Linked DNA regions of Homo sapiens: all the other regions are linked to region 1. The links are chromatin contacts, found by Hi-C or POLR2A ChIA-PET in ENCODE. All regions are on one chromosome and are shown on one strand. The core of a region is the stretch at or near the end of the contact, and the rest is flanking DNA. Distances in the headings are between cores, read along the strand shown. Region 1 has its middle 66 kb from the start of NABP1. Region 2 overlaps STAT4 (signal transducer and activator of transcription 4). Region 3 overlaps CAVIN2-AS1 (CAVIN2 and TMEFF2 antisense RNA 1).

Region 1 (3,962 bases), core at 727-3,226:
CAAAACACTTCTGGACCCTGAGGGTTTTGGATAAGTGATTTCAGGTATGTATTTTCTTTCCTTATGCTTCTCTTTTTTTAAAAGTTAATATGTTTGCCCAAGTTTAACACTTTGATTTGGTGAATGTCTATGGCCGTTTTATACAAAACCTTTGTGTATAAAATAAATTCAAGTGTTATAGAGGAAATGAAACCCCTTTTAGAAATTTATCATCACACAAAAGTCATTACACAGTATCTCCTGCCTCACCAATTGTTTCATTGTTTATTGATGGGGAGCCACTAAAACATCTACCCCAAAGGATTAATTTTTTTCCCCTCAGACAGTTTCTAAATGTGGGATACCTTTTTTCAGGCTATTGGTTATTTGATTGACTTTTTTGGAATATGTAGTTTGTAATTCTGTGTGGGATCAAATTAACCATAAGGTGATTAAAATTAGGGTGATCCCATCCTAGATAACACGGTGAAACCCCGTCTCTACTAAAAATACAAAAAATTAGCCAGGTGTGGTGGCGGGTGCCCGTCATCCCAGCTACTCAGGAGGCTGAGGCAGGAGAATTGCCTGAACCCGGGAGGTGGAGGTTGCAGTGAGCTGAGATAGCACCATTGCACTCCAGCCTGGGGGACAGAGCGAGACTCCGTCTCAAAAAAAAAAAAACTAGGGTAATCCAGATGAACCTTAAATTTCAGACTGGTCTGGATTCTCTCAATCTGAATTTTCTGTATATATTTATACAAACCCACAGGTTCATTTTCTCATTCACTGTCACATGAATGTCACACTATCTGGTATTCTGGCATGCTTTCAGGACCTTAGGTGCTAAACCGTAACATCTGAACATCTATTAAACCTGGCACTTTAGAAATTTTTTAACTGCCACAGAATTGTTATTCATTGAATGAAATTTTTCATGATAGTTGTCTGAGTCACAAAGTTTAATTCTAAAAGTCAAGGAAAAGATTCCCAAATAAAGGGTAAGGAAAAGCACCTCTGACTTAAGACATTTCCCTGCTTTTCTGCGGTAAATCAGTTGCTATGACAGTAGACTCACTCAGAGAACATGCACCTAAGTGCTTAAAATAGCTGAAGAGCACTTTTCCCTTATGAATCAGATTCTTCAAGGAATTGCTAAGTCTTCCAGCACTTATGTGAGCATTGTTTCTGCCATTAGTAACTACAGTTACATGGTGGAGTTAAACACATCCTATTGTTTGGGGTTTTTCAGTTCTAACAGAGAAAAAAGAAAGGAAATTCCTTAGTAGTTAACATGTATAGATATACGTGTCTGTTAATTTTAAGGGTCTTTTATTTGGTTCAAGGTGAAATAATTTTAATTTGAAGTCCACATTTTAAAAGCATTAATTAATCCTCACAATAGCATCTGTATGGCATACATTAATGAAATTATGCCCACTTCACAGGGGACTGATTAAAGTAAAGATGCCAAGTATATTTCTACATTAAAGTAAATTGTTATCCAGAAATAAAATTGAAGACCTCAGACTCTTAGCTCTCTGAGTAATTGCTGTATACTATGACTGCTTTTCTCCATGTACCAAGCTATTCTGGATTATTCTCAAGTTTTCCCATTTGTCTTTACTGAATGTTTGTTGGGCAAGCAATGTGGATAAGGATTCCAAGAATATATGGGAGGGCAATGGCTACCTCAGAAAATAGGGAAGGTGGACATGCCAGTCAGCCTCCCTGTGGGTTATCCACAGCTCTTCGAGTTGCCATTCTTGTTGAACAGCATCCATGGCACCTGTTCTCTTAGCTGCCCCTTCCCAACCAGTCCAGGCTGTCCTCACTCCTGAATTCTTCTGCAGAGTTTCCTCCATCCGCCATCCCTGTGCACACACTTCACTCTGCTGCCAAAAGCAACCAATCGCCTGTCAGAGTGGATGTGCATGGGGCTATTACCAAATGGGAACTGAAAGCCAGAGAATTTCATCTCCATGAGGTAACAAGGGCTACTTCTGAAAGCAGAAGTACCAGATTCGCCCTTTAGTGATGGTCCTTCAGGGTAATTATAGAGGGCAGAGAAAAACCATTAAGAAAATGGAATAATAAACTGTAGACTGGGGAATACTGAAAAGAGAAAACATGCTACAGACTTTTTGGCTTTTGTCTCTTTTTAAACAGCTATATACTTAGTTTATGTGCTAAGCACATATTTCACTAAATGGGAACTTCATTCAAGTTCCTTCATCCAATAAAATGTATTATTCTACTTCCCCTTAACCTTTTTTTTTTCAGTAAATATAGCTATAAGAAGAAATCCATTAGCATGTATTATCCATTGAGCCAGTATAGGGCTTATTAAGCTTGAGGAGAAGCCACTGAACACTACAGGCTTGGCCCTGCCCTCAGGGAGTTTCCATTTTGTGCACCTGAGATAGCCTGAGGACCCTAAAGTCTTGTTAAAGAAGTCACCTGTATAACGCTGCTTTGAAAGTTTGGCATTTGTTGAAAATGAATAAGGATATGTTGGTCTACGTTACATATTCAGAATCAAGTATCAAAATAAAATTTATAACAGGCTTTGGCATAACTCCAAGTTTGAATTATGAAGGATAAATGTTCTTGGCATTATACTGGAAGTTTTTTGGAAGAGAAGTGCTATAAAAGCAGACTCTAAGGCAGTATCTAAGATAATACTAAAACCATTGGTTGAAAATTTAAACATTTTAAAATTTGTAATAAAAAATAAGCCATTATTTCTCTGTGTTCTCTGAATGGGATTTAGCCAAAGATATATGTTAAATAATTAGTCATTTCAGTTAAAGTGATTGCACAAGTTGCTCATTTATGCAGCAATCATGGAAGAGATGCAAGTAGGAATTGCATTTTGTCTGTTTTACAAGGTCTAATTTTCACTTTTACAAGGTCTAATTTTCACTGGCAGTCCTCAATCCTTGTCCCCACTTCCTGGGAACAGATGCTACAGATCCTCTCACTTATAGGTCAACCTATACTCCCACTGTCTCTGAAGAGATGGTATAGCCTTTTCTCGTGAGCCTCTACTTGACCAACTTTATTATGAGCAGATTCTTTCTTACTAGGCTTCTTTTGAAATGTAGGCCCATTTTTTTGTTCTCTGCTCAAAAGCTACTAATATACACCCCTGTTGTTCCACTCCCCATAACTGCTTTGTCCCTAGCCAGCCTACGCCCTACCAAGGAACAATTCCCTAATTTAGGAAATCAGATCCACTGCACAAACTGACTCTGCTGTTAATGCCCCTGTGGCCACAGGTTAAATGCTTCTGCTAATATCACTGTCAAGAAATCATGTTTGAGACCTAGAGACCTGGGATGAGAAATAGGTATCAAGATCTACAGCTGCAGCCCTGTACCTCTAGATCAAGATTAGCAGGGCCACAAAGTTCAACATCCAATCAAGGATCCACTGGTCTTCCAATTCCTAAAAAAGACTGAGAAAAATAAATAGGCTTGGAGAACTGCCTGGACATTATTGTTGAATACCAACATCTAAGCCCCTTTTAATTATTTCTAACAAATAGATAAAAATCTATACAAATCTCAGGTGAGCAAGAGAACTACTATCTTGAGTTCTCTGGAAAGTGTTCAAGCTGTGAAGTTACTGGGGCATGCTGGACCAGAGACAGAGCACTCTCGGAGGCCAGTGAGCAGGCCAGGCCCACAGGGCCATCTGACCCATACAGAACACCAAACTGACTCTCAAGGGACAGTATAGAGCTGGACCCCTTCAGTGTAACTTCCTTAGAGGACAATGGCCAAACATTTGCATGAGCAGCATATGTCATTGGAGGATCCCAGCACAAGATAATTTGTGCCTATATTCTTTATTGACTCATCCCAATAAGCATTTCCTTCTGACTTACTACTAATATGTTAGCAAGTCCCACATCCTTCCATTCAGAAGTTAGTATTCTCAATTTTAATCAATTATTCCAAATATTATTCCAAATAAGAATT
Region 2 (3,962 bases), core at 598-3,097, 500 kb after region 1:
AACTTTCCTTGGGCTATTTTATTATAACTAGGCTGATTCTTCTTTATCTAAATTTTAGCTTGCAAAGTAATTGCACAGCCACAAGACCAGCTGACAAGGGCATTAATTTAGGATGAAATGTACAGGTGATATGATTCTGCAGAGAAGGTGGTGTCGTATCATAGGTGTAAAAGCACTGTATTATCAAACCAATTCCCTCTTGTCAGCATCAGTGAACAAAGGGTACATATGTGATCTTAGCTTCACATTGGGAATGGAAGAGTACCATTGACTTTGTCCATCACGGCCCTTACCAAAGCATTACATGTAATGATCAGAGCACAATTCAAGCAAATGAAGTTTTTCTGACAATCCAACACATTCTAAGTTTTTTCTGTGGTCATAATGTTCATTTCAACCAAACGTACCATATGACTAATACCTTACTCCTGCAGGAAGTAAGCAGTAATGTAGAATAGATATAGTTGTATCTGGCCTTCTGTAAGTAGCCCTACTTGAATAGTCAGAAAGAGGACCTAGTATTTAGAATAAGAGTACATTTTTGGACTCTTCTCCACCTCCCAAATTGAAGTTTATTGATGAATATAATCCTGGCATAACATATACAGGAAAATACAAAATTTATTCTTCACTGTCTATGCATTGACAGAAAGTCAGTATTTCTGAGGACTGAGGTCAGGTACCAGCTGAATCACCCAGATACTTAATGTAACCTAAGATTCTCATTGGAAACAAGCTATGGTGATTTTGCTTGTGGGAGGAGCATTCGGTCCAATTGTCATAGGTGACTAAGGACCTGATGAGACACAACGGAAATGGCTGGTCAGCTTTTGCAGAATCTGATAAGATAGCATCAAGACCAAAGCAGATGTTTTCAAAACAGTAGAGTTCTCCAAGGCATTGAAGCGTGGTTGACAGGTTATGTCTTGCACAAATGAACCAGACAGAAGGACAAGTGGGTGATGGAATCCAACCCACAACCCTCTTATGAAGCTATGTCTCCTAGGGTGAGACACCAAGGTTGCTTTATTTCATTGGATCCATTCCTAACCTCCAAAGAATTATTTTCCTCTCTGAGCCTTGAACAATAGCTTTGTTCATCACCAATGAAGCAGACATCTCATGACTGCTTACATGTCTGTGTTTTCTTTTAGCTTGTGAGTTTTTGAGAACAAAGGACCAGGAATCACCTTGACAAATGGGTTCTTGGTGAATGGGTTTTTGATGAAATGACCTGGAGGTGGAATTATCTCTTTCAACTTTGGATTCCCAATACTCAGCACAGTGTGTGGCATATAGCAGACCCTCCATAAGTGTTGGTAGAATTGAAAAACAGATACTTTTTTCTGTTTATAAAAGTAACACACTTTCATACTTGTTGTAAAAAAAATCAAAATACCAAATATAGAGGGAAAAAACAAATTTACCTTTTTTATCACATAAACTAATATGCGATTCAGTACATCAGTTCTGGAAACAAAAAAATAACAATGGCAATAATGACAACACATAAAAGTCTGTGAAATTTTGCCTGCGAGGGTAGGAACATACCTTCCCACTGCTTCAACAATACATTATGTGGCTGCTGAGCTGAACTGAAAGCAGAACTCCATCCTCTTCAACGTTTGTAATTGCTGTCTCTCCACTCCAAAGGCAGCCCCCAGCTCTGCAGCCCGTAAAGAAGCATGATCTACAGCAGTAGCCCTATGGCAAGTGAAATGATTTGGTAGGAGAGCCCCAGTGCTTTGATTATAGACAAAAGTGACGTCACTTTTGATAGGAGGTGTCATGATGGTGTTGTCACTTGAAGTGACTTCATATTTCTAATAAGTGCTCAGCTGAAAAATATGCAGAGAATGGAAAACACAAGTTATGCAACTGAGAGTTGTGACTTCCTGTTAAACTTAACGGAGGAGGTGAGAATAGAACAGTAAGAAAAACGATACTGAAATGCTTATTTTTAAATATATCGTTTCTTCTTTTGCTTTCACCACTATTCTATACTGCACACAAAATGTACCACAGTATCCATTTATTATATACCATATGCATAAGGAAAATAATATTTTAGATATGCAAGGAACCTTAATAATAATATGTATGCAACAAATAACCAGCAAAATTTATTTTTAGGGACATTCTATTGATTTATGGTCTCATTACCGTGATTTTGGCAAGACTTCAGGCTATAAATTTTATGCCTTGGCCAACTTTAAAATTATTTTAGCAGTTGAGTATTGAATACTATAACACTTAAGGATTGAGCTTTTCATTACGTTCACTGAAAATTATTCCTGTCTCTACCACAATTCAGGTAGATACACTAAGTCTAAAAAGTTACCTAAGTTGTAAAACAATTATGGCCCAGATTAAATTATAACAGCAGCTTCCTGTATATCACATCTTAGATCAGACCACAGTTTTCTTCAGAAACAATGTATTTTAAACATCAGATTTGATCAGCCATAAACTCTAGGGGAACCTCCTGTCTGTGGTGGTTGAGCAGAAGGGAGAGGCATATCAAAAATGATACATATGAAAACATGTTCTTTATATAAATCACTTTCTCTATTTCTGTAACATTTCTGTAATGTTCTCTGCTACTCTTGGGAGTACTCCCTGTACAAAAAGTGTACTTTTAAAAAATAAGGAATTTTCACAGATTTTCTTTATACTGGTTTCCGTAATTATTTTTTCTCTATCCTATTTCCCTGCTCCTTTTGATGAAACTCCAACTCGGAACACTCTCTAAATTTCATCTTTAACCTTTTTAATCTTTCTTCCGCATGATGACAAAAGACAAATTTGGCCCTAATGGTACCTAATTGCCTTCTTACATCTCCCTGTGAAGCCAAAAGTTTCCTTGAATCTCTTAAACCAATTCAGCCTTCTTCAAGTTTGACTACCTTGTATAAGTTTCTGAGCATATTTATATCCAATGCTGTTTCATTCTGTCAAATTCAGCACTTTTCCTTCTCTTCAATCCAATAAATTTGAAAAAGTGCTTTCTCCTGTGTCCCAAGCTCTGAACTATAACCCTGTTGGAGCTCTCAAGATCAAAGGAACAACTGTAATATAGGTACTAAGAGACAAGTTCAGATGCAAAGAAGGAAAAAATAGGAGAGATAATGCTTGTTCGGTGTGATTACTCACAGCAGTGAGATCAGTGCCTGGCAATAATTGCTGTTCAGTACAAATTTGTGGAACAAATGAATGAGTGGCACCAGTAATGTCTGCCAGCACTGGCTGTAATTGTATGGGCAGGATCTTCATAAGCAAAGGTGTGAGCAGGTGTTACAAGTGGGCAACACCATGTAGGCAAAGACACAGAGGCAGGAAAGCAATGAGACATGGGGAGCTTAGACCAGCACAACTGATGGGCCCACTTGCCCTACTCGTGTGAGTATTCCCAGATGGGCAAGAACAGCAGAGAGCTATGGGAATGCCCTTCCTGCTAGGGAGCAAAGTGAACTGGTAGTACAGTGCAGGGCTAAAAGATTCTTTTTCTTAATATATTTGCTCTATTATAGGACTGAACGTTGTATGTTTAATTCTGAGTCACAGAATAATTATTGCTTTCAAGAAATTATCCTGAATTTTCCTTCTGTAGTTTGTCCAAAGAGCTCTAGACTTGAAGACAGAGCGTCATTGTTCTGCTTCCACATCTACCATTTGTAACTGGGCGACCTTCCCCTCCCTAGGCTTCAGTGTTCCTCACTGCAGAAATGGAGTAATAATAACACCTCACAAAGTTGTCAAAAATGAGGTCGTACTTGGGAAAGTAATAACAGTAATAACAAAAGCTTCTTTTTTCTTAGATTGATTCATTGCTTCTTTTGGTTTCATCACTATCCTATACTACATATAGATTGTGCCACAGGGCATGTTTTAGTAAAAAATATATATGCATACATATACCCATATGTATTCATCCATTTGCATATATGTGGCTTAGAACAATG
Region 3 (3,962 bases), core at 602-3,101, 320 kb before region 1:
GTAGAGTGATGATAAAATTCCCAAACCACATGCACTGAGTTCCCAACTTATGTACACACAGCCCCTAGCAGGAAGAGCAGCCAAGTCACATGCTATAACTGAAGCTAAGGACAATCACCGGAAAACACCATTAACCCCTACTTTCCTTTCTTTTACACCCACCCCCACGTCTGGCTTTTGAGTTTTGCGCAGAGTAAACAAGACTATACTCGTACATTCCACCAATGAAGAATTTTATTTTATACTTGTTCAAAATCATGGAGGGCTGTAAGGACTTTCCAATTAAAGCAACCTTGTAAAGTCTTACAATTCTGTCATTCTTTAAGGAGTTCCTATTAAGTCTTAAATGCTTCAGAGATTAAAAGGGTATATTAATGTTATCGGGGACTTGAGATAAAATGCCGTGCCTTGCAGGGTATCTTTGCAGTTAATGAAAACATTTTCATCATATTCTAAGTCTATTATGCCAGATCTTCATTTCATAAGTTGTAAGATAATCTTATTTTAATTAGAGGAGATATACCAAGTACATTAGAGTAATACAGTTAAATATATTCATCAACTTTGTTCTTGTCAGGTAAAATGCCTCCTTCAGAGTTTGTTACTCTGATGGGCTATCACAGATGTAAGTAAAATGGTGTGTGGGTGTGTGTGTGTGTGTGTGTGTGTGAATTCTGAATGATTTCTGTAGAATTCATGAATAAAAGACTGTTTTCTGAGGAGGACCCTATATAACCCTCTCAAAGGCTACACTGTCCAATATGATAGACACTTTCAAATGTGGCTACTAAGTACTTGACATATGGCTGGTTCTAATTGAAATGTGCTGTAAATAGAAAGTACACACTGGATTTCAAAGATTTAGTATAAAACATATAAAAATCGTATTAATAATGTATATATTGATTACATGTTAAGATCATTACATTTTAACTACTGGGGTTAAATAAAATATATCATTGAAAATTTCACCTGTTGCTTTTTACTTTTCAGAATATGGTAACCAGAAAATTTTAAGTTGGGCATGTAATGCACAATACATTTCTCTTAGACTCTGATGCTCTATATCATCTAACCAACATGTAAGATCAAACCTTAATTATCTGTGGCATATTATCCATGTTGTAAGTAATAAACCAAATGATAAAATGATGAATCTCGAGTTGGCTCTTCCTAAATTTTGAACAAGTTACCACTCACTTCTCCCCCTTGTCCAGTCAGTTAAATGCAAGTATGGAAACGCTAGCCTTAACAACTGCCCACAAGGCTGGTCTGTGGCTACAGAAGGAAGTTGGATAGCACCTCCCAAAACTAGACATGGATCCTATGATTCTCAGGAGTGGATTGTGAAATAAAGCCAGAAGTAGCTTGTGGGAGAACCACTCATTAACAGCAATTACACTTATGAGCCAGACATTCAAGTGGGACAGGGAAAGCCTCAAGTTCCATTTCCATCTTGTGATTTTGCAATTCGTGAAAGGGAAAGGAAGAGAAAAGTACACATATGGGTAGGAAACGTTTTCAAAATAAACAAGTACCCCATAGAGACCACATTAAAACACCTCATTGGGAGACCAGGAGAAATGTGAGCTACAATCAGAACAGAGAGCTCTTCAACAAGAGCCTCAAATGCCAAGTTGGTAACACGAAAAGGCCATACAAATATTTTTAAATGTAAAACTTGCTACTCTCAAAGAAAAGGAATGTAGAGCAGGTCAGAAGCAAACTAAAAACAAATGGTCCATGAAGAAATCAATAGAGCACCTCACAGGGGAGTCCAAAGCAAAAATGCAAACCCCTTTAAGTATAACAAAGTCAGGAAGCCAGCTAGAAAATGCAAAGGCCATTCAGGGATGAAAAGGTGATAGCAGGAAGGATCGATGAATTGTTTGCTTCAGTCTTTACTGAAGAAGACTTTAGAAAAGAGTCTCACTTGCATCTTGCTTTAAAGCCGTCAGGTCAGAGGAATTGGAACAAACAGTGGAAAACAGGACTTTCCCAGACCCAAGTGGCAAACGAAATGTAAATAAATCACCAGGCCCAGATGGCATTCACCCAAGACTGCTAAAGGAACTCAAGGGTAAAATATGGAACCGGTGGCCAAAATGTGTGACCTGTTGTTAATAACCACTACTATGTGAGAAGAATGGCAGCTTGCCAGTGTGACTCACACCCATAAGAAGGACTCCAGAGGAGATTCTGGAAACAAAAGGCTCTCAATCTGATTTCTAATCTTGATATGATAATGGCATCTCCATAAAAGTTACAGATGCAATATCCATGAGAGTTACGGTTTATATATTGAGGAGTCTTGGCTAATAACCTTTGAGAGACAATTTAGATGACTTGGACCAGATACTAAGAAGTTATGGAAATTCTGTTGAATTTCTTAAAGAGTACTTTTCTGTTATCAGATAGATGTATGTATGGATGAAATTATATGGTATTCAGGATTCACCTTAAAATATTCCTAGAAAAAAGAACTGAGGGAAAAGGATAGATATAACAACAACAAAAAAGAAAGCAACATGTTGCTAAGATGGGTACACAGTAGTTTATAACCTTTTCTCTCCACTTTTGTGTGTTTGAAAACCTCCATAATAAAGCTAAAAATTAATCAAGAAGGGAATATAGAAATAAGCATATGTCCAAAGGGAAACCACTGAGTGCTATTTATTTAGACTTTCGAAACATTTTGACAAAGTTTCACACCAACATTTTACACACACACACACACACACACACACAGTGGGTTTCAAGTTTGTAGGTGATATGAAACTCACTTCAGTAGTGAACTGTCTGAGCTTACAGGGAAAATAAAATACAAACAACTACAACATCAACACTTCCAACACTGCCTAAGTAGAAAGAAAACTGGTGTATGATCTTTAACATGTGCCATTGTTAAAGGATTAACCTTAGAGAACAGTGATATAGACATATATGTGTAAGATATGAGATCTTATCAATTACTAAAAGTCTAAACCAATGTTTAGAAAGAACTAGAAACAATTTTTCCTAAAATCAGCTTACTTTGCTTCTGTAGTTAAGGAGAAACACAATGCTGGGCACCCCTAGGAAAGGGTTTTGGAAATAAAACATTTTTAAAATTAGATATGTCTGAGGCAGCAAAGTATCTGCTTTTCCTGGATGAATTCACATCTCAATGACAGTACAACTAAACTGAATGAAGTATAGAGAGCAGCATGTAGAATCATTAGAGAGGTTGACTAGACTCTGTATCAAGATAGACTCAAACAATTAAAACTTCTAAGCTGAGAAACACAAAGCTTAGGTGATATATTAAGATCAATATTTATTGAGTAAAAAAAGCATACAAAATGACTGAATGTGGCTTCATTTACCAGTTCCTAGAACTAAGGACTTCTTGAAATGTTACCTCTTTAGTTCTCAAACTAAATTAATAAAACACTATACGGTGTGAGTAAACTTTAAAAAGATGTTACCCCCAAGAAAGTGTTGCAACTAAAAGTACAAAGGCATGGAAAGTAAAGTTTCCATACATTTATGTCCAAGTTATTAAAGATCACTGGTAGATACTTAGAATAACAAATCCACTTTTTTGTAGAGAAGAAACTAATAAGATCAAAAATACTACAATATTTCTTGGTACCCCTCAGAGTTGGAATAGTAAGCTACATGGACAACTCTAGTGTACACGTATTGGATTAGCTTCATCTTTGATATATTGGTGTCACTTTTCTCCTTCACTATAATTGAACATTAACTATGACACCAAACTTTTAGTTGCATAGTTCAGTATCACAAACCATAACTTTACTATGAAGAGACAATCAACTACAACTCATGTAACAAAAAGTGTCCATTAAAAGTTCCAAATATTTGTTTTGTTATATTATTTGTATACAAAGAGTTTAACTCATCATTGACTAGAAAATTAGCATTAATAAATTATTTTCTTTAGTTTTTCCCTAAGAACA

Evidence for each region. A loop is a pair of places that touch in the nucleus more often than their neighbours do. ChIA-PET counts read pairs that join two places held with the same protein, here RNA polymerase II (POLR2A). Pooled maps may share reads with other maps.
Region 2: a loop to region 1 is called in a pooled map, with 3 times the contacts of the local background. The contact joins two enhancer-like sites. A Hi-C loop is called at or near these places in 2 of 37 single-sample maps with no recorded cell type and 8 of 50 pooled maps. POLR2A ChIA-PET finds 5 or more read pairs at or near these places in 2 of 52 experiments (activated CD4-positive, alpha-beta T cell and activated T-cell).
Region 3: a map with no recorded cell type shows a loop between it and region 1 (1.9-fold over the local background). The contact joins two enhancer-like sites. A Hi-C loop is called at or near these places in 2 of 37 single-sample maps with no recorded cell type and 4 of 50 pooled maps.

Annotation. Positions count from the first base shown.
Region 1 is chr2:191,609,790-191,613,751 of GRCh38, reverse strand. No RefSeq gene overlaps it. Among named protein-coding and RNA genes, the nearest start is that of NABP1, 66 kb to the left of the region's middle. Within about 2 kb of position 1,976, at least 3 of the 41 ENCODE cell types and tissues checked have a DNase peak (open chromatin) inside an H3K27ac peak, as active enhancers do.
Region 2 is chr2:191,112,461-191,116,422 of GRCh38, reverse strand. All of the region lies in intron 3 of STAT4 (signal transducer and activator of transcription 4), which reads left to right. Among named protein-coding and RNA genes, the nearest start is that of STAT4, 37 kb to the left of the region's middle. Within about 2 kb of position 1,847, at least 5 of the 41 ENCODE cell types and tissues checked have a DNase peak (open chromatin) inside an H3K27ac peak, as active enhancers do.
Region 3 is chr2:191,925,645-191,929,606 of GRCh38, reverse strand. The region is part of intron 1 of CAVIN2-AS1 (CAVIN2 and TMEFF2 antisense RNA 1); the gene reads right to left. Among named protein-coding and RNA genes, the nearest start is that of CAVIN2, 81 kb to the right of the region's middle. Within about 2 kb of position 1,851, at least 5 of the 41 ENCODE cell types and tissues checked have a DNase peak (open chromatin) inside an H3K27ac peak, as active enhancers do.